7 separate regions of the Homo sapiens genome follow, and regions 2, 3, 4, 5, 6 and 7 are each linked to region 1. Evidence: chromatin loops called from intact Hi-C (ENCODE). Cell type or tissue: dorsolateral prefrontal cortex. All regions are shown on one strand. Region 1 overlaps KCNJ11 (potassium inwardly rectifying channel subfamily J member 11). Region 2 overlaps SERGEF (secretion regulating guanine nucleotide exchange factor). Region 3 overlaps USH1C (USH1 protein network component harmonin). Region 4 overlaps MYOD1 (myogenic differentiation 1). Region 5 overlaps OTOG (otogelin). Region 6 has its middle 3.1 kb from the start of KCNC1. Region 7 overlaps USH1C (USH1 protein network component harmonin).

Evidence for each region. Hi-C counts contacts between places; a loop is a spot of excess contacts. Peaks named below come from ENCODE experiments on the same cell type or tissue, not always from the same donor. Only the 100,000 strongest peaks of a DNase experiment are listed, where the experiment ranks them.
Region 2: a loop joins it to region 1, with 5 times the contacts of the local background. A loop is called at or near these places in 8 of 110 quality-filtered maps.
Region 3: it touches region 1 in a loop (9-fold over the local background); 37 of 110 quality-filtered maps call a loop at or near these places.
Region 4: it touches region 1 in a loop (3-fold over the local background); 9 of 110 quality-filtered maps call a loop at or near these places.
Region 5: it touches region 1 in a loop (3-fold over the local background); 4 of 110 quality-filtered maps call a loop at or near these places.
Region 6: a loop joins it to region 1, with 2.6 times the contacts of the local background. A loop is called at or near these places in 8 of 110 quality-filtered maps.
Region 7: it touches region 1 in a loop (6-fold over the local background); 109 of 110 quality-filtered maps call a loop at or near these places.

The regions. Positions count from the first base shown.
Region 1 is chr11:17,382,351-17,386,350 of GRCh38, reverse strand. KCNJ11 (potassium inwardly rectifying channel subfamily J member 11) reads left to right here. Exons shown (of 1, transcript NM_000525.4): 1 at 1-1,103. Among named protein-coding and RNA genes, the nearest start is that of KCNJ11, 4.3 kb to the left of the region's middle. In dorsolateral prefrontal cortex, CTCF peaks have their summits at 2,041 and 2,243 (motif pointing left); a DNase peak (open chromatin) is centred at 2,250; H3K4me3 peaks cover 1,825 bases; H3K27ac peaks cover 2,006 bases.
Region 2 is chr11:17,977,778-17,981,777 of GRCh38, reverse strand. All of the region lies in intron 8 of SERGEF (secretion regulating guanine nucleotide exchange factor), which reads left to right. Among named protein-coding and RNA genes, the nearest start is that of SERGEF, 33 kb to the left of the region's middle. In dorsolateral prefrontal cortex, CTCF peaks have their summits at 1,632, 1,831 (motif pointing right) and 2,897 (motif pointing right); a DNase peak (open chromatin) is centred at 2,907; H3K27ac peaks cover 313 bases.
Region 3 is chr11:17,526,556-17,530,555 of GRCh38, reverse strand. It overlaps USH1C (USH1 protein network component harmonin), which reads left to right. Exons shown (of 27, transcript NM_153676.4): 5 at 3,225-3,333; 6 at 3,516-3,540; 7 at 3,746-3,803. Among named protein-coding and RNA genes, the nearest start is that of USH1C, 16 kb to the left of the region's middle. RefSeq lists a silencer at 1,009-1,212. In dorsolateral prefrontal cortex, CTCF peaks have their summits at 2,034 and 2,234 (motif pointing right); DNase peaks (open chromatin) are centred at 625 and 2,255; H3K4me3 peaks cover 318 bases; H3K27ac peaks cover 1,797 bases.
Region 4 is chr11:17,720,707-17,724,706 of GRCh38, reverse strand. It overlaps MYOD1 (myogenic differentiation 1), which reads right to left. Exons shown (of 3, transcript NM_002478.5): 2 at 3,727-3,805; 3 at 2,571-3,452. The coding sequence ends at 3,199. Among named protein-coding and RNA genes, the nearest start is that of MYOD1, 3.1 kb to the right of the region's middle. RefSeq lists enhancers at 3,164-3,675, 3,676-4,000. In dorsolateral prefrontal cortex, a CTCF peak has its summit at 2,479; no DNase peak of the experiment used is centred here; H3K4me3 peaks cover 1,466 bases; H3K27me3 peaks cover 3,154 bases.
Region 5 is chr11:17,597,592-17,601,591 of GRCh38, reverse strand. It overlaps OTOG (otogelin), which reads right to left. Exons shown (of 56, transcript NM_001292063.2): 31 at 1,895-1,921. Among named protein-coding and RNA genes, the nearest start is that of OTOG, 52 kb to the right of the region's middle. In dorsolateral prefrontal cortex, CTCF peaks have their summits at 2,262 and 2,465 (motif pointing left); DNase peaks (open chromatin) are centred at 2,451 and 3,541.
Region 6 is chr11:17,729,703-17,733,702 of GRCh38, reverse strand. No RefSeq gene overlaps it. Among named protein-coding and RNA genes, the nearest start is that of KCNC1, 3.1 kb to the left of the region's middle. In dorsolateral prefrontal cortex, CTCF peaks have their summits at 2,285 and 2,491 (motif pointing left); DNase peaks (open chromatin) are centred at 2,452 and 2,942.
Region 7 is chr11:17,502,742-17,506,741 of GRCh38, reverse strand. USH1C (USH1 protein network component harmonin) reads left to right here. Exons shown (of 27, transcript NM_153676.4): 19 at 793-912; 20 at 2,045-2,095. Among named protein-coding and RNA genes, the nearest start is that of ABCC8, 28 kb to the right of the region's middle. In dorsolateral prefrontal cortex, CTCF peaks have their summits at 1,776 and 1,988 (motif pointing right); a DNase peak (open chromatin) is centred at 1,961.

The sequences.
Region 1 (4,000 bases):
GCCAGTTTCAGGTCTGGAAGGGGAGGAAGCAGGGGAAGGTGACCTGAGGAGGCTCGGCTTTGTAGAGCCCCGCTCAGGCACAGGGAGGAGGAGATGCCAGGGCTCCTGCCTTTTGCCACATCGGCCTCGTGCAGTGAGGGCTCTGTGGGCTGGGGCTGCTGCCCCTGCCTACCTCCTGCCTGTCCCCAGAGGCTGAGGAGAGGGGGTACTGTGCCCACCACACATGATTAGGCCTCAGACCCAACTCTGGTCCTGGCTCCACAACAGTGGCTGCCACTCACTTTGTCCAGAAGGTGGCTTGGGGGTGGATATCTTTGGGTTGCTGGAAAAGGTGTGGGAAGGTTCAGGATGGTGGGAGGGACTGAGGTCCCTGAGGTGAAGAGGCCCTTGGTCCTGACGGGTTTGACCCGTGCCTGGACCCTTGGAGCAGTGTTGTGTGAACTTGCCTAGAACTCTGCCTTCTCCGTTGTCAATAAAGCCTCCCCCTCATGACCTAAACTCTGGGCTTTTCTTGCTGGGGAGGCAGCAAGCATGCTGGTGGGAAGGGAGGCAGGGACTGGCAGCTGCCACCCCCTTCAAGAGGCGCCATAGACCCTAGCGGGGAGGGCAGGGGAGGGACGGAAGGCTGGCACCTCTTCCACCAGTTCAGGGGGACTTTCCCCTCTCCTGTCTCAGGTGGCCCAGCCCTGTCAGCCTGTCTGGCCAACTCAGCCTTTGGGCACTCACCAGGCTTTGCAGCCCTGGGCTCTGTCTCTACTCCCAGGGACCTGCTGGAAGGCTGGAGTGCCCAGGGAGAGGTATAGAGGTGTCATAGGCATTAGTGTAGTAATTGGAGCACTAACTCTCGAGCCAACTGCCTGGGTTCGAATCCTGGCTCTAGCTGTATGACTTTTGTCAAGTAACTTAGCCTCTCTGTGTCTCAGTTGCCTCTTCTATAACATGGATGCTAATAGTACCTACCTCATAGAATTGTTTTGGAAGTAAATGAAAAATATGTAAAATGCTGAAGTGCCTGGTCTACAGTAAGTGCTCAATAAATGTTAACTATTGTGATTGCTGCTGAATCAGCTACATGCTGAGGAAACGGCCAAACAAGTGTTAAAGAGAGACGGTGCTTTTATTTTGCCCTTGGTCATGTTTCTTTGCCAGGTCTTTCTTTCCACACGGTGTCCCCTCCTAGCTGAGACCACGATTTTAGGGGCTGTGGCAATGCCTGTGACCTGGTCCCCTTGTCTCCATCTCACCCACTGTAGTCCATCTGCCACACAGCCTCCAGGGTGGTCTTAGAAGGGTGGGTCACCCCCCACCCTCATCATGAAATACCTTCGGTAGTTCCCCATCACCTCTGGGTCAAGGCTAGCTTCTTAGCAGCCATTTCAGGCTGTGACTGCCTCTCCGGCCTTATGGCCCACTGTTTTCTTGCCAGGAGTCTGCACTTGCCCACCCACTTCCCTAGGTACCTCGCTGTCCTATCCCTCCTGACACATAATGTTGAGCTTCCTACCTCCCAGACCTTGCTTATGTTACTCCCTTGGCCTGGACTGCCCAGGCCTCATCTCTGTCTGTTGAAATCCATAAAAATCCAGGCTGAGTGATGCCTCCTCGAAACCTTCCCTGATTTCTCTGGAAAAGGAAGGTCCCTTCCCTCTGCTGTGCTGTGGGCATTCTCCTTTTGCCTACGTTTAGGGGTCTGTCTCCCCATCCACAAGTCCATGGCTTCCTGAGGTCAGGGACTGTGACTCAGCACTGTGGCTGGCTTACATGGAGTAGGTGCTACATGAATGAACAAATGAATGAATGAATAACGGATGGATGGCGTACAGGACAAAAAGCCAGGGTTATTGCTACAGTGTGAGGCCTGCAGACAGGGCATCAGTGAGGGTCTGTCTCAGGCGGCTCCAGAGGCAGGGCCAAGGGGCCAGGAAGTTGCCGCTGCTGGTCTGAGCTCTAAGCTGCCCTCTCCCAGCACCCATGCAGTCCCCAGCGCTGATTCCCTTCCTTGCAGAGCTGACCCATTTCTGGTTTTGAGGGTGAAGGGGTGAAAGCTACTCAGAGTCAGCCCAGGATCCTAGGAGGCTGGCTCTTGCGACTCAGCTTGGCTGCCATTAAGGCCAAGGAGAAAGGCCAGACTCACTAAGGACCTGCTGGCAGTACCATCCTTGGAGCCCAAACCAGAGTAACCTTCCTCCACCCCTCAGGGACCTTAAGCTGCTGGTGAGTGTGAAGCCCACAGAACTGAGGGCTTAGCGCCACCTGCTGGCCACAGAGAAGACTTACTTCGGCAGAGAAAAATCAGGACCACTGGTCCTAGGTTTTCCACCAACTCTGAGGGAGACCCCCAGCCTTAAGGCATAACCCAGGGAGGGGCTGGAAAGCTCCAGGCATAGAGAGGCAGTTCGACCAAGCCTCCCTCCTCCGCGAAGGTGTTCTTGCCCACTGATGGTGCTACCTCCATCTGGGGGCACCCTTTCTCTATGGCACTGGCCTCAACTGGACAAAGAAGTTCACCTGAGCACTACTCAGCCCAGCAGGAACTTCTGTGATAATTTTGTTTGTGATATTCTGCCTCCAGGATTGCATCCCTTAGTCATCATGTGACAGCAGAGGAAGCAGTCTGGCCCATCCACACGCTATGTGCAGAGCTGTCTCAACTCCAGGGCCCCTGAAAAGGAGAAGGGAAGTACCATGTATCACTGTGGCCCAGCAGGACTATGAGAGAAGCACTGTTCTTCTTTGAGTTTGTAGATGAGGACACAGGGTCAGAAAGGGTGGTGTCTTAGACCATTCAGGCTTCTATAACAAAATACCATAGACTGGGTGGCTTATAAACAATAGACATTTATTACTCACAGTCTGGAGGCTAGGAAGTCCAAGATCAAGGTGCCAGTGGATTCAGTGTCTGCTGAAGGGCCTGTCTTTCCCCTGTAATCTTACATGGTGGAAGGTGTGAGGGAGCTCTCTGGGGCCTTGTTACATAAGGGTACTAATCCCATTCATGAGGATTCCACCCTCATCACCTCCCAAAGGCCCCGCTTCCAAATACCATCACCTTGGGCATCAGGATTTAACATGTGCATTTTAGGGGGACACAGACATTTAGCCTATAGCAGGAAGTAATTTGCTAAGATCTCACAGCTAGTAGGAGGCAGGTCCAAGATTTCAGCCAAAGTCTGTCTAATGCCACAGCCCTGCTCTTCCCTCCCCCTCTTTCCCCTAGCACACAGTCCCAGTGACCTAAGCTCCAGCTTTTAGTAGGGCTGCACCTTGTTCTAAGTGTCACATTCACCACAGGGAGAAAGTTGTCTCCAAACCAAGGGAAAGAGGGAAGGTGGAACTCAGCAAGCCCCTGGGCCTCCCTGAGATCCCAGATTGGAAACTGGCAGCAGGCTTGGCTGTTTTGTGACAGCCTAGATTATGTCCAGAACACCTATGGAGTCAGAACAACCTCACTGGCACTTTTTCTGGCCCACGTGCATGATGAGCCCTCCATCTTCTTCCTTCTTACAGGAAGACTGGGCTCTTTGCTTTACAGGCTCTTCTTCCAGCCAGTCAGGTGTCAATGCAGCCTGATTGGGCACATCTGCCACCCATCTGTCCCCAACTCATATCAATGGTGTGAGACATGTCCTGGGCCTCAGTCCTGAGCTTCAGAGGGAAGGCAAGCCAGGCCACCCTCTTCCTGTGTGCTAGTCTAGAAAAACTAGCCCACTCGCACACTAGAACCTGCCCAGGCCTAACGCCTGTGGATTTGGCATCTCCAGCCAATGTCACCATGAGACCCACCCGAGCCCCACTAATGTGCACCTCTGGCCCTTCTGCTGGAGAGGACTCATGCAGCTTCTCCAGGGCCCACTTTCTCTCCACGGGCAGGAGGCTCTGTCCTTCACCTGAGCTCCTCCCCCACATCTTTTTCTAGGGAGAACTTTCCCAGGGAGCTTGCATTCACAGCAGGAGAGCTGCCCTGACACTCCACAAGTCTCTGGGCTCCCCAGGGCCTCTG
Region 2 (4,000 bases), 600 kb before region 1:
TTCTTACCTGAAGAGTGCAGCCATAGATTTCTTTAAGGATATGTGTGTGGAGTAGAAACTGGGAAATGGTTCCTGAGAAGCGAGGGTCAGGAGGCCATTCTGGGATTCACAGAAGCAGCTACATGAGAATACAACAGCAATCATAACTCTCACGGACCACCTTTATTACTATAAAGTACTTTCACATCCATGTTCTCATATGAAGTTGGCAAGATGAGTATTATTATCCTTACTTCACACAAGAGTCCCTAATTCGTTAATGGCATTGCCCTGTTTCACACAGAAGGGCAGAGCTAAAACTTGAATCCCATCTTTTGTCCCCAAGCCTGCTATTCTAATTCCAGATCTTGTGTTTCTCAGAGAGCTCTAACTCATCAGCTAAACTTCTTTTACCCTTCAAAGAAACATCTTTCCCCAGCTTTTGACAGTGATACTACATTTCGGCAAGCAATTGGAAGGAAATTCATAGGTATCTTTAGTCCTTTAGCAGATATTTGTGAAATGCTTATCTATATGCATATAGTACTATGCTACAGAATACAGGGGAATATAAAATCCAGAACCACCTTTAGGAAGCTTGTGGTTGGATGAGCAACTAAATATTTAGTAGAAGAATAAAAAGATTGTGGCCAAGGGCCGAAGGAGTGACCCAGACACTGCAGGCTCTAGGATTTCAGGGGAAGGAGAGGTCAGTGTGGGTGAAGTTGGTCAGGGAAGGGTGTGAAATTGTGGTTGGGCTTTGGGAAGGTCACATTTTAATAGATGGAGAGTTTGACTTGCTTCTCTTGCTTTCTCTTTGTCCTCTGGCAAGACACTAAACTCTCTGGTCCCTTTCTTCCATCTGGCCAATACGTTTACATAATAATCTTTAAGGGTCATTCCAGCTCTGAAATTCTATCCTATAAAAAATAAAACTGGCCTAAAGAAATAGTCATGGATGTATTCAAAGATTAAGTATAATGCCATTTACTGCAGCCTAATTTATAATGACAAAAACAAAGGTATGGAAACAAATAAAATTGAAGAGAGATTGGTTAAACAAATTGTGGCAGAGCCATATGTTGGAATATTATATTGTCATTAAATAGAATGTTTTAGAAGGATATTTAATGACAGGAATACGCTCGTGGTATAGTAAGTGAAAAGAATGATTAACCATACTGTAACTTCTAATTTGTTGAAAGAAAAAAAGAATGTTTCTGTAGAAAAGACTAGAAGGAAATGGGCCAGGTGGGATTATGAGTGAATTTGTTTTCTATGATGAATTTTGAATATTTTCAATTTGATTATAGCTCCTATAAATACTATTTTAAAGTTAATAAGATCACTTACCCCTCAGTGCAAGAGACTGGCTCCTTTGCCATCTATTCCCATGTATATATGTCCTTGACAAGTCACTTGCACGGGCCTCAATTCGGAGGTTGCATGGAAGAGAGGCAAGATACTTTAGCAGGAGGCAGGAGAGTGGCCATCTATTTTTGGCTCGGTCATGAGTCAGCTTTGTGACTTTGGGTAAGTCCCTCCTGAATATCCCTGAGCCTCAGTTTCTTCATCTGAAGAGGGGAGTTGGAGGTCACAAAAGGTCCTTTAAGTTGCAAAATATATTTGTTCCTAAAGATGGATAATTTCTCCACTATTGTGGAACTGGCTAAGAGGCCTCTTTGGCTTCTTGAGCCTGGCCTCTTTCTTTTCTCTCCCGCTCCCCTGCACTTGGGCTCTGCTGGCTGCAGGCTGATTTCTTTCATTCAGAGTTCAGGGTGAATTGGAGTAGAAGTTGAGTGACAGGGTCTCTGCGCAGGTAGGGTGTAATGACAGCACTGAACCACTAGAGGGAAGCATTGTTTGATTACTTTCCCCTTTCCCATTTTTTAGCGGCTGTGTCTGCAGGTGAAGATCAGTCTTGATTTGCCTGGGGGTTTCAAATTCTAGCATTTTAGAATTAAAAGGACTTCGAAGATCATCCAGTAAAACCCTAGTATGCTGCAGATGTGCGATGATAGAGGCCTGGAAAAGCAAGCGACCTAGTTAAAGTCACACAATGTGCTTTTTCAGGGTCTACACTGTAAAGGAAGGCTGCAGACAGAGCCAAGGGTATGATCAGTTGAGTCCACAAAGAATAGACAGGTCCCATGTTGTGCAGAAACCTAAAGGATCTACTTGTATACTTGCATTCACTGAGCGCCTCTGGCCAGGTGTTAAGAGGCCTGGAGATAGAGAAGAAAAGATATAACCCTGCCCGGAGGAGCTGCTGTCTGGCAGGGGGAAGCTCACACAAACACACAATGCTACCCCAGGTGTCTTCCCCACTATTTGGTGGTCTGCCTAGTCTAGGATCCAGGCTGTGGTGGTGGCTTGGAGCCTGGTTTATGGAAGACCCTGCAGGTGTTCTTATGAATGATCACCTCCAAGATTAGGGAGATACATTGGATACCCCAAGTTTGTATTTCCAGTTAATTTCTGCAAGCAGTGCTCAGCCTGTTCACGTGCCATGCCTTACTATTTCTTGAGGTTTGCGAGGAATCCTGGCAGTTTTTTCCCCACCTTCAAACAGCTTTGTTCCTTGGCTCTAGGCTGACTTTATTTTTGGTTTGCAGGTACCCACCAGCCCTAAGCATTGTGGCAAAGTGAAACCGTGTACTGGCCTGGGAACCAGGCAGCTCTGTGATCTTATGCAGGTTACCTTCTGTCTTTGAGAAGGGAGGTCATGTTCTCAGCTGCAGCTGTGTCATCTCTGCTAGAGAGATGAAGCGTTATCATTATATTTGGATTTTGTGTTTGGCTGTGAATACCCATTGATCTGTGGTCTAGAGAAGTGTAGCATGTGTGCACCTGAAGCAGAAGCAGGAGTCACCCTCTGAAGTGGGTGTATTCGACAAGGGGCTGGGCCTGCAGGGCCACCAGATGGCAGCAGTAGGCAGCCAGCTAGCCTTGGGATGAGGCTGGTAGAGTCATCATTCGGAATTAGTAAGGTCAGAGCTGAAAGGGCCCCTGGAGGTCACCCAGGCCTTCCCTGTTTTTGTATGGATGGGAGAACCTAGGCCCAGAAAGGGAAAGGGTCTTGCATAAGGACACACCCTGAGTTAATAGCTGATAGTCCTTGCTCTTAACAGGAACTGATATGGATCTGACCTCTAGCTGGCTGCCCCATGGAGATCCAGGGGACAAGGGCCAGTGAGCCAGCTGTGGGAGAGGACCTGGCAGTGGCAGTTAACTGTCTGCCTTTTTCCTGATTTCTTCAAGGGCCTGGTCTTAATGATTTTTCACCTTCTCACTCACAGCAAAAGCAATGTGCACATCTTTTCTGCTCGCCTCTGCCCTGTCCAGTTCTCCTCCTCAGTTCTCTGGACCAAGGCTTCCCATCACACTGTGCAATGGATAGAATTAGGGGTCATCTCTTAAGTCCTATACCCCACAGATGGGCAGGCCCAGGGCCTTGCCAGAGACATGCTGAAGACATGAGTTAGCACAATTGGTTGAATAAGAACATTTTTTTTTTTTTAATTTCCAAGGGGATCAGGTTAGGGCAGGGAGCCAGTGTTTGCCAAGTACTTACTATGTACTAGGTGCTCTGCCAGGTACTGCTCTACAGCCTGAGGGTAATACTGCTGTAGCCCCTTAAGGTAGGGTTCATTTCCCTTCATTCTAGGTGAGGATTGAGGCTCAGAGAGGCTAAGTGGCTTGTATAAAGTACCATAGCTAGTTAGAAAGCAAAGCAGACACTTGAATCCTGCTGTGTTTGATATCAAAGCTTATTTTATTTCATCATGCCACTTCCTCTCAAGGTGACCTTATGGGAAATGTAGCAATTGACTATCTTATTCCATTCAGGCTGCTATACCAAGTGATATAGACTGGGTGGCTTATAAACAATAGAAACCTATGTCTTACAGTTCTGGAGGCTGGGAAGTCCTAATCAAAATACCAGAAGATTTGGTGTCTGGTGATGACCTGCCTCCTGGTTCATAGACTCTCACCTTTTTGCTGTGCCTCACATGGCAGA
Region 3 (4,000 bases), 140 kb before region 1:
CCTGGTAAGTGAACAGAGAGAGGGAGATTTAAGAAACGCCTGGAATGTGCCAGGTCACATGCTCACAAGCAGTCCTTGCTATATGCATTGAACGGATCGTGCCCATTTTACAGAATTAATAGAGGCTCAGAGGCCAGTAAGTGGCAGAGCCAGGATTAGAAACTAACTGGGTCTCCTGACTGCCAAGCCCAGAAATCTCTCTTCAGCAACGCAGGTGCCTCTCCTTTGGGGTCCCCACACCTCAGGGCCTGAGCAGAGATGGGCAGACCTCCAGGTCTCACTCCTACCTGAGCCCAGGGCTGTGTTTTTGTGTGTTGAGATAAAGGAGGCCCTCCCACCATCACCAAGAGCTTCCAGCGGGTTTGTTATCAACATCCCAATCCAGGCTGCCAAGCTTGGGGCTTTCAAGGGGCTCGAAGGCTAATGGTACAAGACACTGTGGCGTAAGGGGTGGAAACAGGGAGCTGACAGACACCGCTTTGTTCTAAATCCCTGTCTCACGGCTCCCTGGTGGTGTCTGAAATTTCAGCCCCTTCATTATTTCTTTCCTCTGCAGCACATTTTCCAGCTCAGAAATGCAGCCAGAGAAAACACATAATGAGCGCCTCTCTTGGCGTCAGCTGAGGCCGCCTTTTTTCCAGGGCGAGCTCTCTTAGGACAAGCAGTTCTCAATGCTGCCTCGATGACTGGGGGCGTTGGGGTATTTTAATGAGACCTACAGTTTTACCTTCCTGGCTGTTTCTCAGGCTTATGAATTATCGGCCCTTTCTCTAGCTGACGGGTTCATCTCTCCTTTGTGCCGCTGTCCCTCAGATCGTTATATCATCGTGGCCCTTGCACAAAGGGCCCTTTGCAGGGCTCCACACAGGGCGAGACGGGGAGGAAAGTTGATCCTGCAACCTGAGCCAGGGGCTGTGTGGGAATCATTCCGACTGGGGTTCTGGGCAAATTCCCTTTAGGAATAAGACAGGGAACTTTACTCAGAGGAGCTTCGGGAAAAATGGCTGCATCCATTGACCTGTCTGGGGTTCATGCTTCTGGGGAGATCTCATGCCTGAGGGCAACTGGAAGAAGATGCTGGAAGGCAGGGGATGAGCAGGTTCAGATACAGCCCGGCTGGGCTAAAGACCTGTGCTGATTTGACCTGTGAGGCTGGGTCCCCAGTGGTGGGCTTGGACCCTCCCACAGGACCTAGTCCTGGGGGTCCACCCCTCTGCCCTTGTCCCCTGCTGGAGATACTTGGTTTTTGTTTTTTTTTCCCCAAGAATATCCTAACTTAACCTACATCCTCTGCCTTGCACAGGGCAGCCTGTGACATACAACTTGCTGTATATTCCAGACCTAGAAAATTATTCTGTGTGCTTTGGTTTTCCCTGTCATAACATGGACAGCTGCCTTTGTGTGGGACTTGAGGGCTCTGACAGGTGGCAAGGATCCAGAGAGGGCAGGATGCAGGGAATTGCAGCTAGGCTTGGCCGGATGCCCTTCTTTTCTACTTCCAGACACCCAAGAGACACCACTTGTCGATCAGGGAGACCTGACTTCAAATCCCACGACACTGTTTACTATTGGGGTAACCTTGAGCAAGTCACTTTACCTCTCTGAGCCTCAGTTTTCTCATCCGATTAACAGAGATACAAATTCCTGCTCTGCAGGGTTGTTGTGAAAAATAGGTGGAAGGAGTTAGTCTGGCCGCTGTCCTTGAATTACATGTTCCCAGAAACCTAGAGAGTTCTTTAGTGGGCCCCCACCCCAGTGCCATTTTGAGCCCTTGGCCACTCCTGTCAGGTCCCTGAGAAGACTGGGGTCTGTGTCCCGGAGTGGGAGGGAAGCGTTCCTTGGAATAGTGAGAAGGTGACTCTGTGGGAATGCTGTAGAGGGCAGGAGTTGCCCTAGAGGACCCCTCGGAGGCTGCATGTCCACCCAGCCCCTACCTACCTAGACCCACAGGGAGTCCAGCTTGCATCCCTCACGTGTGCCAGCACGTCTCCAAAGGGTGAGCACGTGTGTTTCGAGTTAAGCCCCCAGCTGACCTGCACTGGCCTCAGACCGGAACCTCTCCAGGAGCCAGTCTCTGTTTTGCAGCTACTGGCTGTGTGACCTTGGACAAAACCTCACTTCCTTGGGCTTCAGCTTCAGCTGTTATCTGAGAGTTCCTCCTGCCCTGTGGTTATTAAATGAGGAGCTCCAGAATTGATCCCCAGGGCCGGGGTGCCTGGAGGAGCCGGCAGTATCCAGCAGGGGGCAATCTCACCACGGCTCTGTATCCAGGGCTGGCTGCCCAGGGCCCATCTCAACAATCCACTGTGGCCTAAGCCCTGAGAAGAGAGATCTGAGCTGAGTATTCAGGGATCAGGACTAACTCATGATAACAATAGCAATCATGTATTGAGTGCTTACTGTGTGGCAGGCACTAGCTGTCTTTACATGCACAAGTTCACTTAATTCTCACAGCAACCTTGGTATTCCCCATTTTACAGACGAGGAAAACAGGTTCAGACAGTTCAAGAGACTTGCTCAAGGTCATATAGCTAATAATAATAAAAGAAGGGATTTGAACCCAGCACATCTGATGCCAAAGCCCTGTGCTCGTTCACTGTTCTTTGCTTGCTCCCAAAATAGGAATTCAGAGGTCAGGGCCACAGCAGAGTTAAAATGTTCATCAAGTTTCCATATGATGGGAAAAAAAAATCATATGTGTGTGTGTGTTGGTGATGTGAGCTTGGGTCAGGAGTCACAGAAGGTCCCCACCCCGACTCAGTTACAGTGTTGTAGCAATTAACAGAGATAGGGAGCCAACTTCCTAGGGGTGGGTTGGGACAAAGTCCCGGTAAGAATAGCTTAAAGCTGAGTGAAATGTCACCCTTTGCATAGAATCCAGAATCTGATGGTGCCCCAGTGGAGTGAAAGGGGCACTAGAGTGAGGGTGCAGAGAGTTCTGAGATCTTCTCCCAGCTCTGCTGCACACCCGCTGTGCCCCTCACCCCTGTCTTGGTTTCTCCATCTGTAAAATGGGGCGACAAGACTGCTTGGACATGCCACCTGAACCTGGGATCCCCCGGGCTGATGGAGGGTGGGTTGGTTGAGATCAAGGCTTATTCCAGGGGGTGGCACAGCCACCCTTCCCTTTTCCGGAGAGCAGTCCGGGAGCATCTGGTGGTGAGTCTGCCCCACTGCCTGATGCTCCCTCCACCTGGTGCTCCCTGCCTCTCTCTGTGGTCAAGGTAGGGGACGAGATCGTCCGGATCAATGGATATTCCATCTCCTCCTGTACCCATGAGGAGGTCATCAACCTCATTCGAACCAAGAAAACTGTGTCCATCAAAGTGAGACGTGAGTGAGGCCAGAGCAGGGCAGTACTCCATGACGGTGGGAGGGAGGGAGGGCGGGGGAGCAGGGCAGTACTCCATGACGGTGGGAGGGAGGGAGGGCGGGGGAGCAGGTCAGTACTCCATGACGGTGGGAGGGAGGGAGGGCGGGGGAGCTGTCCTAACCCCTGTGCCTTTCTCCCGCAGACATCGGCCTGATCCCCGTGAAAAGGTGAGAGGCCCCTCCTCTGCAGGCCAACTCTTCCCTGTGGGCCCAGGATCCTGGTACAGCCCTGGGGTCCGGCTCCCACCATGCCAGCCCTGCTTCTGGGCCAGTGGAGGCTGGAGGCTCTAGACATGGTGGATCTGGATGTGGGGCCTGGTTCCTCAAACGTCTCTCGCTAACCACCCTCCCATCTATTTTCCCTTCCCATCAGCTCTCCTGATGAGCCCCTCACTTGGCAGTATGTGGATCAGTTTGTGTCGGAATCTGGGGTAAGGGCCAGACCTCCTGTGATGGGGTTTGGGTGGGGTCATCTTCAAGGAGGGGTGGCCGGTCCTGAAGGGAGGGCTTGCTCTAGAGATGCACCCTCAGGGGCTTCACACAGGCTCCCAGGGCAGCCAGCACACCGCTGTGGGGCAGCAGCCCTCGGCCAGGCCCAGCTGGTGCAGACACATCCCCAGGGACGGAA
Region 4 (4,000 bases), 340 kb before region 1:
TCACGAAGTATTCTACACTAGATGTGTCACCATACCTGCTTCTCCTCCTGAGGTCCCTATCTGTGTAATGGCACCACCACTTACTCAGAAGCAAATCACGGCCTCAAGTCAGAAGCAAACCAGAGCCTGGAGTCATCCAAGGCTCCTCCCTTCTCTACACTTTCTAGGGCCTACACGCACAAGGCACTGTGAAGTTATGCAGGTTGTCACTACAGAAGTGCACCCAGCTGAGGAGGTGAGTGGGGGCTGAAGTCCAGCCTGCTCTCTGCCTGCCTAGTCATGATCCCTGGTGCAGGGCAATGCCCCAGGAGAGAAGGGGTACTTTTTTCTAATTACACACAGACCCCCTCTAGGATACTGGGACCCTCTTCATGTATAGAATTGCTTCCCTTGGTGCAGAACTTCTGCCTCCTCTGTCGACCTGCTTGCCTTCTCACTCCGCATTACCACCTCTGCTTACACCTGTTGCCTTTCCTTACGGTGTTTCTCATCGTTTATAACATTGTATTTATTCACTTGGTTCTTCATCTCACGGTTACTTCCCCAGTGGATTTTAAGCTGTAGGAAGGTGGAGACTGTGCCTTCAATGTTCTCTGCTGTACCCTCAACACTGACACATTATTTGGCCCAAGCCAATTCAGGATATGTCATACCTCCTCTAAGCAACCCCAGTGGCTTCCTGAAAGATCTCCCTGTCTCAAGTCTTGTTCTCTCCTACCTATTCTGCTAGCCCAAACTGGCCTTTCTAAAATACAGAATTATTTGTATCCTTCCCCTGTTTAAATTCCTGTGTGGCTCCCTACTGCCCTCGAGATAAAGTCCAGATGAGGTCCATTGTGGTCCTGCCTCTGCCATTCCATCTTCCTCTGGCCCCTCCCCATGGGCACCTGCAGTTCCACAAAGGCAGTTTTCTTTCTCTCACCCCTGGATCTTTGCACCTGCTGTTTCCTCAGCTTGTAGCCCCTTTCTTTGGCCCCTCTTTCCTGACCAACTCCTTCAAGATTCTCATTAAAGTTTACCTGTTTGTCTATATCTCCCCCAGAATAGTTAGGGAACCTTCCCCTTTGCTTCTATGGCGTTCCCCTGCTACATGCACCTCCAGTACAGTACTTAATTCAACAGGATGTAACCAGCTGCTAAAAGGTTCCATCCTAGTCAAATGTTTGTGTGCTTCCCAAGGGCGGGAACTGCATCCAACAGTCTCTGTTTTCACCCAGCATAAGACCTGGCATCTGTGGAATCAATGAATTCATGAATGGACCCCAGGGGGTCTCAAGGGTATAAAGAATCCCAAGGGACATGTGGGGAAGTGGCCAGAAGACAAGTGGAGGATCATTCGTAACACAACAGCTCTGGGCAGCTTCCTAGGCACCCTGTGTTGGGGAGAGCAGAGAATGGATCCTCAGACAGGTAATGAGGATATTCGGATATTCCTTCTGGCATCACATCTTGCCTGCATTCCTGAGGGCCCCCTACTTGGCAAACAAAACCCTTGAAAGTGGGCCTGTAGGGTTTTCAGGAACAACATATATGGGGTGGGATGTAGGAGGTCCTGAGGTCCTCATGGCACGCGTGTGTTGGGGGTGGGGAGGTGGTAAGTGAGTGGGGAAGAACCCTTGCCAGACCATCCCTCAGGGGCCTTGGACCCAGGGGAGGGCACAGGTACCTGTGTGTGTGTGTGTGCGTGTGTGTGTGTGTGCATTGTGAGTACATTGTCTACTCTTGTTTCTTAAGACAGAGCTCAAATGACAACTCTTCCGGGAAGCCCTCCCCAACACTCAGGCTAAATAAATGCCCCCTCCTCTGCTCTCAGAGAGTTTATAGCCTGATGAAGAGTACCTATGCCATCTGTGATGATGCTGGCCCACATGCCGCTCTGCTCACAGGATCCGGGCTCCTGTTGTCTTATGGAATCTGATAGTGTCGGGATGCTCTAGGTGCTGGGTAGAGGTGTCTGTGCCTGTCTGGCCTTCTATGCTATCTCTTTGCAGTTACACCTATTACTAATGGGCTGTAAGTGCCAGAGAGCTTACAGCACATGTCTACACTCATTTAGATCTTCCTCGGAATGCTGTGGGCACCCTATCACATCCTCTATACCCAACGAGGCCCCCAAGTGATGCCTGGGCCACAACCTTCCCGTGGTTCTTCTGGTTATCACACCTGGGTTCACTCACTTTATATGGAGGGGATGATTCTCAGCCTTGAATGAACTTCAGAATCACTTGGGGAGCTTTTGAAAAAAAATACCAATACCTGGCCCTGGGTATATGGGGCAGAAACATTAAATCAGAATATCTAGGGGGCGAGCTCAGACATGGGTTTAAAAAATACTCATATCAACCTGTGTACCCTTCCATAAGAGCCACGGACGTGTGTAGTAATGTAGTCAAGGTCAGAGGAACTTCCTCACGTACTGGAGAAATTTGCACCCCTCCTTCCTTCCCCAGGCAGCAGGCTTCCTCCTTGCAATCCGCCTGCCGCCTACAGGCGTCGCTGAGGGACAGCTGGCCCAGTTTGCGGATTTTCCTCCGGATCCCACACCCATGTCCAGGGAAAGCCGGAGCCACGGCGGTATAAATTAGCGCCTTTATTTTGATCACCTGAGCGAGCGCCCGCGGCTCGCCCGCCTGCGGTATAAACGTACAAATTCCCTGTAGCACCACACACCATGCCTCAGAGATAAATACAGCCCCAGGGGCTCCTGCTCTGGCAAAGCAACTCTTATTTACAGGAATAGATTACAAAAGTATTACAAAAAGTGGTCCTGAACCGGGAAACGGGTTGGGGGTGGGTTACGGTTACACCTGCTACATTTGGGACCGGAGTGCACTGGGTCTCACGCCCCCCCAAATAACCGGTGCATCCCGGGGCAGGGCTTAGGTCTGCGAGGGTCTCACCCCCATGGGGGAGGGCGCGAGAAAGCTGAACCTAGCCCCTCAAGGTTCAGCTCTGGCCCACCGAGGAACACGGAGCGGCCATCGCAATGGGTCTCCGAGAAGGGTGCTGCGTGGAAAAAACCGCGCTGTGTCCTTGCCCTGTGGGGCGGGGGCGGAAACTTCAGTTCTCCCGCCTCTCCTACCTCAAGAGAGGTCGCTTTTAAAGCGCTGTTGGGAGGGGGGCATTTAAGTTCAATCTTTTGGGCGCGAGGGACCCTAGGGGCACCATCCCTCGGGCGGGTGGGCGGCCACCATCCCCTCAGAGCACCTGGTATATCGGGTTGGGGTTCGCACCCGCAGGGCACTGCGGGGCGGCGTCCGGTGACTGGGTGGGGTCGCCGCTGCTCTCTCCCTCGCTGGGGGCGGCAGCCTCTTGCCTGCGCGGAGGCGACTCAGAAGGCACGTCCGCCAGCAGGAGGGCGGGCGCCGCAGGGCTCTCGGTGGAGATGCGCTCCACGATGCTGGACAGGCAGTCTAGGCTCGACACCGCCGCACTCTTCCCGGGCCTGGGTTCTGCGCGGGGAGGGCTCGGTTAGTAAGCAGGGGTGGGGCCGCGACAAGCCTCCCACCCCCGGGCCCAGTACTTTGAGACAGATTGGAAACTGAGGACTTTAGTTAGAGTCCGGGACAATCCAAAAGACAGGGAGCTACTTGCTTAGTATTTCATCTCCTGCACCACTTCCCAGGACATAGGCGTGTGTGAGTGGGGGTGGGAGCGTCCTAGATAGAGGCCAGGACAGCTCCATGAAGGAGGAGGAGCGAGCAGGGAGAGGCCCGGAATACCCACCGCTGGGCGCCTCGTTGTAGTAGGCGCCTTCGTAGCAGTTCCGCCGCCGGGCGCCGCTCGGGGGGCCGCTGTAGTCCATCTGCAAACAGCAAGGGCGACTGAGTCAGGCCCGCGGGACGGCTCGAGGCCCGAACACCAATTCCTGTAGCCGCCCCCTCCCTAACTCTAGCCTAAGGCTCTAGTTCCGGGCCCAGACCTGTCCTGGTTGGGGGGGTAATTACGGGTGGGTAGGAGATGAGGTCTGCAACATGCAGGGCCAAACCAAGGGCGGACA
Region 5 (4,000 bases), 220 kb before region 1:
GTGGGACGCACCAGTGGCTCTCCATGGCCCTCAGGACAGAATCTAAAGAGCCCAGCTTGAATTCAGAAGCCCTTCAGCCCTCAGCCCCTGCCCACCTCCCCCACTCCCCCCACGCCCTGGCTCCTGCCATGCTGAACTTCTCTTGCTCTTCCTGGAAGGAGCAGTGGTGTTATTTCCCAGCTCACATCTCATCACACCGTTCCACCCACTCAGAGTAGTCCTCCCCGTTTTGTGCCTGACAAACGCCTACTCAACCTCTGGGGCCCAGCTCAAATGTCACCTCCTTGTGAAGCTCTCCCTGCACCCTCTCCTGCCACATGCAAATGTTGTCCCTCCTCCTCTGTGCCCCACCAGCTCTTGGAGCATGGCACACACCAGTTACAGCTCTTCGGATGAGGATCTGGATGGGAGGCCCACATCTGTCACCCCCACTAGATGGGAGACAAGCAGTGCTGGCTGTGCTGGCAAATGGCTAACAATGAGATCTCAAACAAAAAAAAGTGGTTTGTAGGGCTTCTGGATTTCCATGGCGTAAACACTCCCACCAGGGGTCAACTGGAAACTACCAACTGAATGTGGAGTTAGAAACACAATAGGTGCTAGAGAGGCGGCGTGAGCCTGCTCCACACACCGCTGTGGCAGGACTCAGGGACCACTGACTTCCCAACACCTGGCGGGCCCGGACCAGAGCAAATGCTAGTAGAACGGAGCAAGGATGGGTGAGTGGGTGGGTGGGTAGGTGGAAGATGCTAGAAACAGCTTGTCCTTTGCCAGTTACTGCCACCCAAAATGCCATGGAAGAGAGAAAACGAAACAGCTCCATCTTGCTGAAATGCCTTGCCTGATGTCAGACAGATCCTGTCTGCCCCAGGGACCACAGTTCCCCCATTGCAGGCTCATTCCTTTACCAATTGAAGGTCTGGGGCTGTCAAGAGCCCCTGGGGACTAGCATTTTGGCAGAACTGCAGTCCTGCGGATGCTCATGCTACACCCTGGTCCGGCCGTCATCTCGCAGGCCCCCAGATGGTATCCTGTCTCCAGTCTCTCCTTTCCACTTCACCCACCACAGTCAAGCCAAAATCTGATAATGCAGGCAACTGAGGACAAAAAGTCTGGGCCTCTGCCCACATAGGCCTGCTCCTGGCAGCACAGTCCCTGGAGGAGGGTCGGGGATTGGAAGTCAAAGGCGAACAGCACTGAGGACCAGATGAGCATCTCACTCTACCAAGGTCTGACCCTGGCCCAACTGGATGAAGTTCGGTGCTAAAAACTACTCCTGGGCAGCCCTTCTCTACCCCACCCACCCAATCCCAGTGATTAAATTGATGAATTGGCTCTAAACTGGACATTAACCTCCCCTGGGTCTTTGGTTATGACCTGTGTTTTCACCCTCGTTAATCTAAATGTCAGAGCATCTCCCGGAACCCTGCAACCTTGGCTGAGTTTGAAGATGAATGTGGCAGGCCACATGTTTTGTTCCACCCATAGTCAGAAAGGGCAGTTTGTGTCTGCTTTTGCCAAAAGCTAATCTTCGGGGAACCCAAGGTGATGTTCTGTGGGCCTGATGAGCTAGATTATGAAGGCGGAGGAGCTGGCACATAAGTGAGAATGGGGTTTTTCCTTCCTGGTGGGGCTGCCCTGCCGAGCACAGTCCCCGGGAGCTGGCCTGCCTGGGCCCCGGACAGGGGCTGCAGGAACTGCTGAGGATAGAGGTGCAGGACACCCCTGGGCCCTTCACTGTCAGGGCTCTCTCTGCATGATGGGGGCCCTCCCATTCCGGGTCACGGCTCTTCCAGGGCCAGCAGCGCCTCGGGATGGCTGATGCTGTGTGGCGTCAGGACAGGGCTGGCAGTGCCTGAGCCCCTGAGACTCTGCGTGGGGAGGAGGGGCTTACCTTTGTTAAAGAAGTCACAGTCATACGCTGAAAGAGAGAGAACAGGAACTTCCTGAGAGCCAGCCCAGAGCCTGGAACAGACAGACAGAGCCAAGGCTCCCAGCATCCCAGCCTCCCTTCTTCCCCAAGTGCTGGGCCTGGCCTGCCTCCCACATGTCAAGATTTGGGAATGGTCATGGATGCAGATGTCTTAAGTGGAGGAAAGAGAATGGCTCCTCTCTGGGCCGACAGCACGAGGCTCAAAGACTGGCACACAGTAGGCACCTCAGCGATGTGTCAAGTAAATGAACAAACGAATGAATGTTGAAAAGAAGCAGGTGTATTTTGTGTGGCGCCAAAGAGCAGGATTAGAACCAAGGAGTGGGAGTTTTAATCAGAAATGTTGCGGAAGGCCCCCAGAGGAATGCAAGCACAAGATGGAGGCTGGTCTTCCAAGAGCCTTCGGTGGGAAGGGGACCGGGAGCCCCCAGCATCCCCGGCTTCTTCAAGCCCCTTGCACTGCAGAGGCGCTTCCACCAGCCGAGCTGTGAGAAGCTCCCGCAAGCGTGAGCTCAGCTTGCCCTCTAGTGGTCATCCCCAGCACCACACCCTGTTCCCCTAGCCCCTCAGCTGCAGATTCTCAGTCCACTGAGGTGTGCCTGGGACCTTGCAGGAGACCCCTAAAGCCAGCAGCAAAGCCATGAGGAGCCAGGCGGATAGACCTGGGATAAAGCTTAGGAGCAGCATGCTTCACACATAGGCACGGTCTGAAGAGAGCCACCGACTCACTGCACACCCCAGACCACAAGGTCAATGCATCTGGGGTCACCCTCCAGAAAGAACACTAGGAGTCAGGAGACAGGCCCGCCATGTGGCTAGGGGCACGTGCCTGCCTCTCCCTCCATCTGCAGACTCAGAAGGCTGAACCAGAAAATTAGAAAATCTCCAAGTTTCTGGTTTCCAGGGTATACCCAGTCAAGGGGTGGTAGCCGAGAAGAGTCATTAAAAAGCCAGCTCTCTAGAGTCAGACCTGAGTTCAAATCCCACCTCCCTCACTCATCAGCTGTGCATACTGGACCAAATTACTTAACGTCAGTGAAATTTAGTGCCCTCCTCTAAGGTGGGACCGCTACGTACATCTGCCCCATAGACCTGCCAGGGCCTGGACCAGGGTAAGGCAAAGTGCTCATCTTGGATGTGAAATTTAAGGGGCTACCAAAAATCTCAGTAATCAAGATAAATACTATCTTAATGCAATATTTTTAAAACATCAAAATTAATGCAAAAATATCCATGATAAATAAAATATTACAATTTAAAAATAAAGACAAGATCATTAACAGTCTCCCACTGAGCCAGAGTAGAGACTGAGACAAAAGGAAACATTAATACTATTGATCCTTTGATAGTTTGTTCATCACAGTATTTTTACAGCAATTTTTATTTTACAGAAATATTATATTGAAACATTATTTCTCTTGATTACTGCATTTTTGGTGCCCCCTGAAACTTTGTACCCCAGGTAAGCACCTCAATCACCTCCCCCTAGTCTTGCATATTAAATGAAGTAATGCACATAGGCACAAGGCCTGGCACACAGTGGACCCTCAGCAAGTGTCCTTCTGCTCCACCTTCTTCCTTTGGCGTCTTGCCTGCAGGCCTCAGGGCTCTGGACATGTCAGTACCGGGTGTCCATGAAAAAATGACAACAACCCCCACATTAGCACAGGGCACTGTGCCAAGTGCTGTACATGCAATGCCTTGTTTAAACCTCACAGTACCCTACAAGGTAGAAGCAGTTATCTTCACCCTTCTATTACAGACGAAGAGACTCAGAGTGTGAGGAATATGTCCCAGGCCAACTCAGTGGAGCTTGGGGCCAAACTCAGTCAGTCTGACCCCAGAGCGCAAGGCTGTGTAATGGCCATCGCACCCCAAGGTGAGGTGCTTGCACGAGGAAAATCCTTTGGTGCGTGGGAATAAATAAAAAATAATCAATGAAGAATTTAGCCTTCTTTATATTTTCTTTCATCTTTTAAATATTAATTTTTAAATTTGTTTACATATTTTACTTGAGGAGTATATCTATGGATGCATATCTATGTACGCATATGTATGTGCACAAAA
Region 6 (4,000 bases), 350 kb before region 1:
CCAGGTGGGCCTAGGCAGGACTGGGGAGGTCAGGCCCGTCTCCAGGGGTGGCTGGGGTGGGAAAGAGGCTTATTGATCCCAGCTCAACCCAATCGAACACAGGATGCCTGGGCAAAGGGCGATTTAATTAAGAAGATATGAGGCTTTTATTACTGCTGGCACTTTCTAACTGTGCAGACAGCTGTCCCTCTACCCTGACCCACAGATGCCGTTGTGAGCCTGGGGACAAAGCTGTGCCACAGACATCGCTCTCCTTACTTGGCCAGGGGAATCCCAATCTAGCCACAGGAAAATCTGTGTGTGGTGGGTAAAAGGCTTGAAGGGGTGGAGAGGGGCAGGGCAAGGATTGACAGATGGGAATAGGACAAGGGGAGAGACAGAGAGGCTAAATTAAGTCAGAAATGGGCAGAGTTGGGCAGAGACAAAGAGAGGGTTGGATTTTGGGGCCTGCATGGCACCTCCTCCCTCCAGATATTGATCTGTGTGATTCCTCTAAATAGGAGCTGTTTCCCCTTCAATCTCAGAGTAATGCAGGGATGAGAGTGATTTTGAGTGTCCCTTTCACCCTGACCAGTGTGAGTCCCCATCTCCTAACCACAAGGAAGCCTGGCCTGGTGTGGCCCGGCCTGGTGTGGCCCATCCTGGCCCATATTCAGATCCCCGGGACATGGGTTCTCAGGAAATTCTGTCCCAACATTGGTAGAAGATGAAATAGAAATGGAGAATCCAGAAGGAAGAGAAAAAGGTGGACACAGAGGCAGACACATACACACACACACACACACACACACACACACACACACACACACACACACAGCTGGGAGAAATCAAGATGGGGAGAGACAAGAAAGCAGCCTCTCCAAACCTTCCTTTCTTTCTACCCAGATGTCCAGCCCCTCTTCTCACCCAAGAATCTTCTGGGATTCTACTAGCCATAGGGTTCCAGGACTTCACCTCTCTCTTCACCTGCAGAACCACACGGGATCAGAGTATGGCTCCTGATCTTCTCCATAGCTCATCTGATCTCCATAAAAGGACCATCAGCTCCTCCAGGGCTTCTTGTTTGCTTCCCTCCAGAGTGCCCAGAATACAGTAGATCCTCACTAAGGTCCAGATGATTTGAGAAAGGCTAGGAGAGAGGCTGGGATCCTAGAACCCAAGTGGCAGAGACTGTGGGAGTCTGGAACACCTAATGGAGACCAAGTCAGGAGGAGGGACTTACCCAGGGTTTTTTAGGGAATCAGTGCAGGGCCCCATCACTACGCCATGGCGAGTCCTAATAGGGGGCTGCAGTGTGACCCAGGCAGTTGGGGAGGGGGCACAGAGAGACAGAGAGAAACAAGGGGCTCCTGGTAGGCAGAAGGTTGGGTGATTAGGGGCTCTGGACGATGTGTTAGAAAGAGGGAGGTAGGCCAGGGTTGGAGGCAGAAGGAATGTGAAAGGGTATTCATTGCACCCTAAAGCCCATTACACCCTAAAATCCCCCAAGAGGTAAGCAGAGAAAACTCAGACACAGGAGCCTCCCCAGCAGGAGAGGGTAGCTGTTCCCAATGTGCCCCACACTGTTCCACTTTAGGATTCTCACTTTGATCCCTGATGACACACCCCCAGCCCAGGCCCCAAAGAATGGCCTCCCTTGTGGATCCTGAACAGGACATCAAACTTTCTTCTCTCACTTCCCCTTCACACTGCGAGAATGCTAGCATTTGCAAACAGCCTAGGAAAACCAAGAGGGCAACACAGAAGAAATCAACAAAAACCAAAAACCAGAAAACAGAGAAACAGAGGGTTTTGGGGGGAAATAGGAGGAAGAATGACTAACCATTCCCTAGCTTCTCACTCGCAAACACTAACGACAGACCCCCAGCTAGACTGAAAACCTCACTCCTTTTCCACTTTGGAGCAGCACCTCCTATTCGCAGCCATTTGCCCCTCCCTTGCAGAAGAAAGCTTGTGGTCTGGTGCCAGAGGGTCTTTGGTAGCTGGGGCTGGTGGGGGTGGGAGCAGTTGTGGTGTGGTATGTTCAGTGGCTAAGAGCACAGACTTTAAAACCAGACTGCCTGGATTCAAATCCCAGCTCCAGTACTGACTAGCTGTGACCTTGGGCAAGTTACTCAACTTCTCTGTGCCTCGTTTTTTGCTTTTACTGTTGTATTGAAATAATAATAATAACTCCTGTATCCTTAACATCTAAGTTCTAGAATTTCTCTTGTTTAGGCCCAAGGAGGGATTGCTGGGCTTCAGTAAGCTTCATGTAGGAAAGGCTAGAATATAAGCTGGTGTTGGGAGTGGACTAAAAAAAAGGTGAAGGGAGTTCTGAAGCCAAGTTTGGCCTATGTTTTCCCACCTGGCACTTGCAGGCCTTAGATCTGGTCCTGCTAAGCTCTGGAACTGGCCCAAGTCCAGCCCCTAGGCTTTTGTCCAGGTTGGCACATCCTCCATGCTGCTCTCCCAGGCCCAGAGCCTCAGCCCTCCTGGTGGGCTGGGGTGCCATCTTGTGGCCATGGCTGGGAACTAACCTAAGCTGGGTATTGACCGAGAAGGCTTTGAGGATAGTAACCCTGCTCTGATGGTAAGCCGTGGGGGTGGCAGACATCCCCTCCCTAGACCATACCGCCTGCCTCCAATGGTCAGGGAAGATTGAATCCAGAGATGCCGTAGTGGGAAATTGGCGACCTTGGCCACAGATCTGTAGGTTGAGCAGTGACCCTGGTAACCTGGGCTGAGCTGCAGCGAGGTATACAGCTAGCTGTTCCTTCTTGGAAACTCTGGGGCAGGGGCACCAACATGGCTTAGGCCATGGGAAGTCCAGAAAGGGGCCAAGGTGAAGAATACTCTTGGAAGGTGTCTAGACCAGGGTTTCTCAACTTCTGCACTGTTGACATCTTGGCTCAGATGTAATCCTTTGCCAGGGTTGGGGCCGGGTGCTGTACTGTGCATTGCAGGATATTTAGCAGGCCTCTGTCCACTAGGTGTCGGTAGAAGCCTCTTCCCTAGCAGTGATCACCAAAAAGGTCTACAGACACTGCCAAATGTACCCTGGGAGGTAAAATTTCTTCCGGTTGAGAGAACCACTGATGTAGACAGACTTGGTTACAAATCCCATTTTTGCTATTCACTAGCTGCGTCAACTAGTCCCATTCCCTCTCTAGGCTTCTATTTCCTCATTATCCATAAAGGGACCAATGTCTGGTAAGGATTAAATGACATGGTACCTCATTTCCTCTTCTTCCCTTTTCTCCCTTCCCTCGGGCTCCCTAGCCCACTTCTCATCCCTCTGTGACCAGCCCTTACACCCCCTCCCCCTCATGGACTCCTACCATCCTTCAGCAATGTCCCTTAGGGTGTCAGTGTGGCCCTGGGGACAGAGCATTAGCCCTCCCTGGGCCTGGATGCCTCTCCCTGCAGGCTGTGGGAGGGAGGTGCGGAAGTGTGAGATGAGATGATGGCTGTGGTGAACATGGTCAGGTGTGCATATATGTAAGGAGGCTGGGTGGGTACAGGCCCTCCTGCAAGCATGTTCACAGCAGGACTGTGCAGAGGACACTGAGTTCTCCTCCCAGAAGCAGCTGGAGACTCGTGGCTACCCTAAAGGTCTTCCCTCTGCGGCTCCTCTGATAGGGAGAGCCTGGCAAGTTCTCTTGTATGTACACCTGTGGATGTGTCAGCCTGCAGGTGAGCATGGTCAGTATGCAGAGGTGGGTCCAGGGTGTGTAGGGCCTGAAGCCTGGAAGTTTTGGGGGTCACTCTTTTAAAAAAAGAAAGCAAAAAAGAATACAAAGTTGGATACAAAAGTGAATATTTATTTAGACTTAGAAAAGGACTCAAGACCAAATATAAATTTTAAGAAGCTGACATATACTACAAATATTTAAAAATACAGAAAAAAGCTTCATATTTTTATTAACTGCACGGCACACCTATATAATGATTTAAAATAAGTTACATTTATTTGGAAGCATTCAGTATGCCAACAAAAACAGATGCAACTTTTTTTGCA
Region 7 (4,000 bases), 120 kb before region 1:
TCCAGAAGGCAGTGACGCCCAACTTAAGACCTAGGAGGCAAAGCGGAAGAAGGAAGAGCACGTGCAAAGGCCTCAAGGCAAGAAAGCCTGGCATTTTTTGAGGCTAAAGCTAGGCAGTGTGAGGAGCGTGGCGAGGAGTGAGAGATAAGGCTGAAAAGGAAGCTAGAGAAGCTCATGAAAGGCCTTGGGAGTCAAGCCAATGAGCTCAGTAGTCAATGCGGACACTGGGGAGGGTTTGGGGGCAGGGCTGTGAACTGATTTGATACATCTTGCCCAAAAAGATCAAGTGGGTTAGAGCCAAGCAGACAGGTTGCGTCAGCTCCCCTGGATGCCTCTCTTACTGGTCTTCACCCCATGGCCCCTAGAGACTATGTGCCTACCAACTAGGAACAGCAGATGCTTCACACTGTGGTCCAGGGACTGGAACTGTGGCCAAAGAGACAGCCCTTAAAGACAAGGGACACTGGATAGCACCCATGGCCACTGAGAGAAGGGTCTGAAAGTGTGTCTCCTGGGTGACACTGGCTGCTGGCACCCCCAAGCCAGGCTCTAGCTCAAGCGTCCAATTTCTTAGAGCCGCTCAGTAGTTTCTGTGATCTCAGCCCACACTGTGGCCAATGGGCTTCTCATCTCTCTGCTGAGGATCACAACCCCAGGACCTCGAGCAGTTGAATGACCAGGCTGGCTTCACATATGCATGGGTGTAGATTTGCATGTGTGTAGAAGTAGCATGGCTGGCCTTGGCCACCCCACCATGACCTCACCTGGGTCCCTGTTAAACTAACTCCTTAGACATTTTGCCCAAGCCCACAGCCTCCACGAGGCCCTGGCGTGTCCACCATCTCCAAACCTGTCATGGTCCACCAGGAGCCCAATTTCATCTACAGGCCAGCTGTGAAATCTGAAGTTCTGGTAAGCCCCTTGGGTCCCCTCCAGGTTGTCTCTAGAGGAGCAGACCAGGGCTACCTCCCCTGGGCTCTGCTGTCTCTGGAGGGCAAGTGAGGTGGGACAAAAATGCAGATCACAGATGCCATCTCTTAACCTTCTTATTGGCCAAGAGATGAGGCCACATGGGTGTAAGTGGATGTTGACATGACCAGTGGAATTTCTGTTCCCCACTTGACTGAACAGCCTGGAGCTCTGTCTAAAAGTAATAATGATCGCTACGACCTGTGAAGAGCCTACTATATACCAGGCTCTGCATGGCCTCAATTAATCTTCACAGCAGGACTGTGAGATGGTTCCTGTGGTCATCCTGTTTAACACTCGAGGAAAGGGAGGTTTAGAGAGGTTACCAGAGGGGCACCAGGTTCCCCAGGCAGAGCCTGGACTTAATACTTACCCTCATGCCTTTCATACTCCAAAGCCCACGCTGTTACCCTCGTTGCCATCTTGCCAAAACCTACAGAGATTCCAGGTGCCCTGGCCCCTGCCCTAAGGCCTGTTGTGGCCTGGCATGAAACACCCTCAGATGGGAAACTGGCCAGAGCAGGTTCACTCCCTTTCTCCAACTTACTTCTCACCTCTCACTGTGACTGGAAGTCTGAGGTGTGGTCCTGGGGAAGTGAGAAATGTCCGCCAGTCTCAGTTACTGACGGCTAAGGGAGCTGGGATTCGTGTGCACCTCCCAGAGGTGCCGACCACTGGCTGGCCTCCCATGCACAGTGAGAAGACAGTCATGTCAGAATTTTAACTTCCCTTTCAAGGAAACTCTATCCAAATGTCAGGGCAGGACAGCTGAGATATTTATTTTGGGCCTTAACTGTCCCGTCAGCTCCCCAGAGAGCAAAGTTTTTGCTCCTGGGACAGCCTGCGGATGCATCCATGTCATGTTCTCTGGCTAATATCAAGGGGTGGTGTCTGCTTGACAACAACTGGGTAGCATCTTTGGGCATTGAGCAGGCCTTTAACGTAAGCCAGACTGCTCGGGGAGGGACATTGGCACGGCAGCCCCAGACTGGCAGGCCCGAAGCCTGGCACCAGGGGGCAGCCAAGACCTATTGGTAACATCCAATGTGGAACTTTTTTTTTTTTCCTCTGGCAGCCACAGGAGATGTTGAAGAGGATGGTGGTTTATCAGACAGCATTCAGACAAGTAAACTGATACCCATTGTGTGTCTGGAGGTCTCCCCACCACCCCCGTCCCTCCCACTCTGTGCCACTTCTTTCTCTCTGGGAGTACCTGGTCAGGTCCATGGTGGCCCCATCTGCCACCAAGCCTCAGGCCAGAGCTGTGTCCTCCATTGCCTGCGCAGGGGTGGGGGAGGATATCATATCAGATGGGGACCCAGGGCTTATTAGACCCCATGCATGAGCTGAGAAACAGCAGTATCCCTGGGAACTCACCTCTTCTGCTGCTGTTTGTCCAGAGAGGAGCAGGGCAGAAGGAACCCTCAGAGGCCCACAGAGGCCAAGATGGGCCCTCGCTCCAGCCCTAGGAGAGAGGGAAGGGGCTGCTTAGGTGTCTCCCTGTACCTTCCCCTCTTCTTCTCCGGGCAGATCACAGCTTCACCAACCCTGCCTGACACTGAACCAGCGTCAGGGAGGAGGTGGTGGCTGAGGTCCTCCCTGTGCCTAGGGCACTCCTGTGCACAGGGACGTGGAAGTCCTTGCTGGTCCTCTGAGTGGCATCAGGCAGGCAGCCACCTACCTCCCTGCCTCCTGGGGTACCTCCATGGAGCCAACCATTGGATTGGCTGTTTCATCACCAATGAAAGAAACCCCAGGACAGAGAGAGATCTTGCAGCCAGCCCAGGCTTCTCCAGCCTCCTCACTGATAACCCACCAACAGACCACAAGCTGATTTGACTACAGGCAGGGAGCAGAGGGGCAGTATCAACTGTGCAGTGAGACATAGGTGTTGGCAAAAGAGGCTGCTCCCAGCCCAAGGATTTGTCAATTTAATCTTTCCAGCAACCCTGGGTGGTAAGTGCTATTATCATACCCATTTTATCTATGAGAAACTGAGGCAGAGAGATTTGAAAATGTGCCCACGATGGCACAGCTAATGTCAATCCCTGGATTTGAATCCAGGAGGTCGGTCTCTGCAGCCTGTGCTCTTAAACACTGCACCATCCTGCCTTAAAGCACTGTCGTCACACAAGAGGCCTTCCAGGACCTGGCGGTTTAGGGCACAAACAGCCCTCACAGGGAGAGAAGCAGGGAAGTGCAGAGTCTAGGCTCCAGAGGTGGAGTCAAACCCTTGCTCCCCTGCCCACTGACTGGGTGACCTTGGGCGTGAATATCACCTCTCTGGGCCTCAGTTTCTTCCTCTGTTGAATGAGGGGTTGGGCTGCCTCTTTAAGGGCCAACCAGCTGCAGTGGCTTATGAGTCTCTGATCTAAATTCACACAAAACACAAGTACCTGCCATCTGGCCCATCCCTGAGAGCTGGTTCTCAGGATCATGGAGCAAGGAGGCCAGAGCCAGCACTGCCCAGCCTTCCAGGAGAAACAGCCGGAGTAGGCAGGGCCCTCAAAGTCAAAGAGCATCGACTCCACATCCTGCCCAATGATCCTTCTTGCCTGTGCATTCACTGCACCCCCTCCTCTGTCTGCTGCCCACACACTGACCTGGATGTAGCTCCCAAGCTGAGCCGAGCTCATGGCCTCTTGGGGTTGAGCCTGGGTGATTGAGGCAAGTGAGGAGGGATGCCAGGCAGATGCTTGGGGATCTGTCTGCTGATATTTGGTGCTCATCTTGTGCCCGGAACCTAGTTGGTGCATTCTGAGGATAGGGGAATCTGTAGCCTCCCCACCACACAGACCATGGGCCCCATGGGTCACTTGGTGTGGTCTAGGGACCTGCATGCTGTGGGTGGCTCCACTCAGTCTGGCGAGGCCTGCCACGGGGCTCTCCTCTGCTCCCACCTTCCATGGGGACCAGCCGTGGCTCTGCTGCCCTTGTGCTTAGCATCCTGGCCCCTCAGCCTGGGGATGCCCCTGGCTCCCACTCACTGTGTGTGACTCCCGAGGAAGGCCACATAGTTCAGGGACTACCT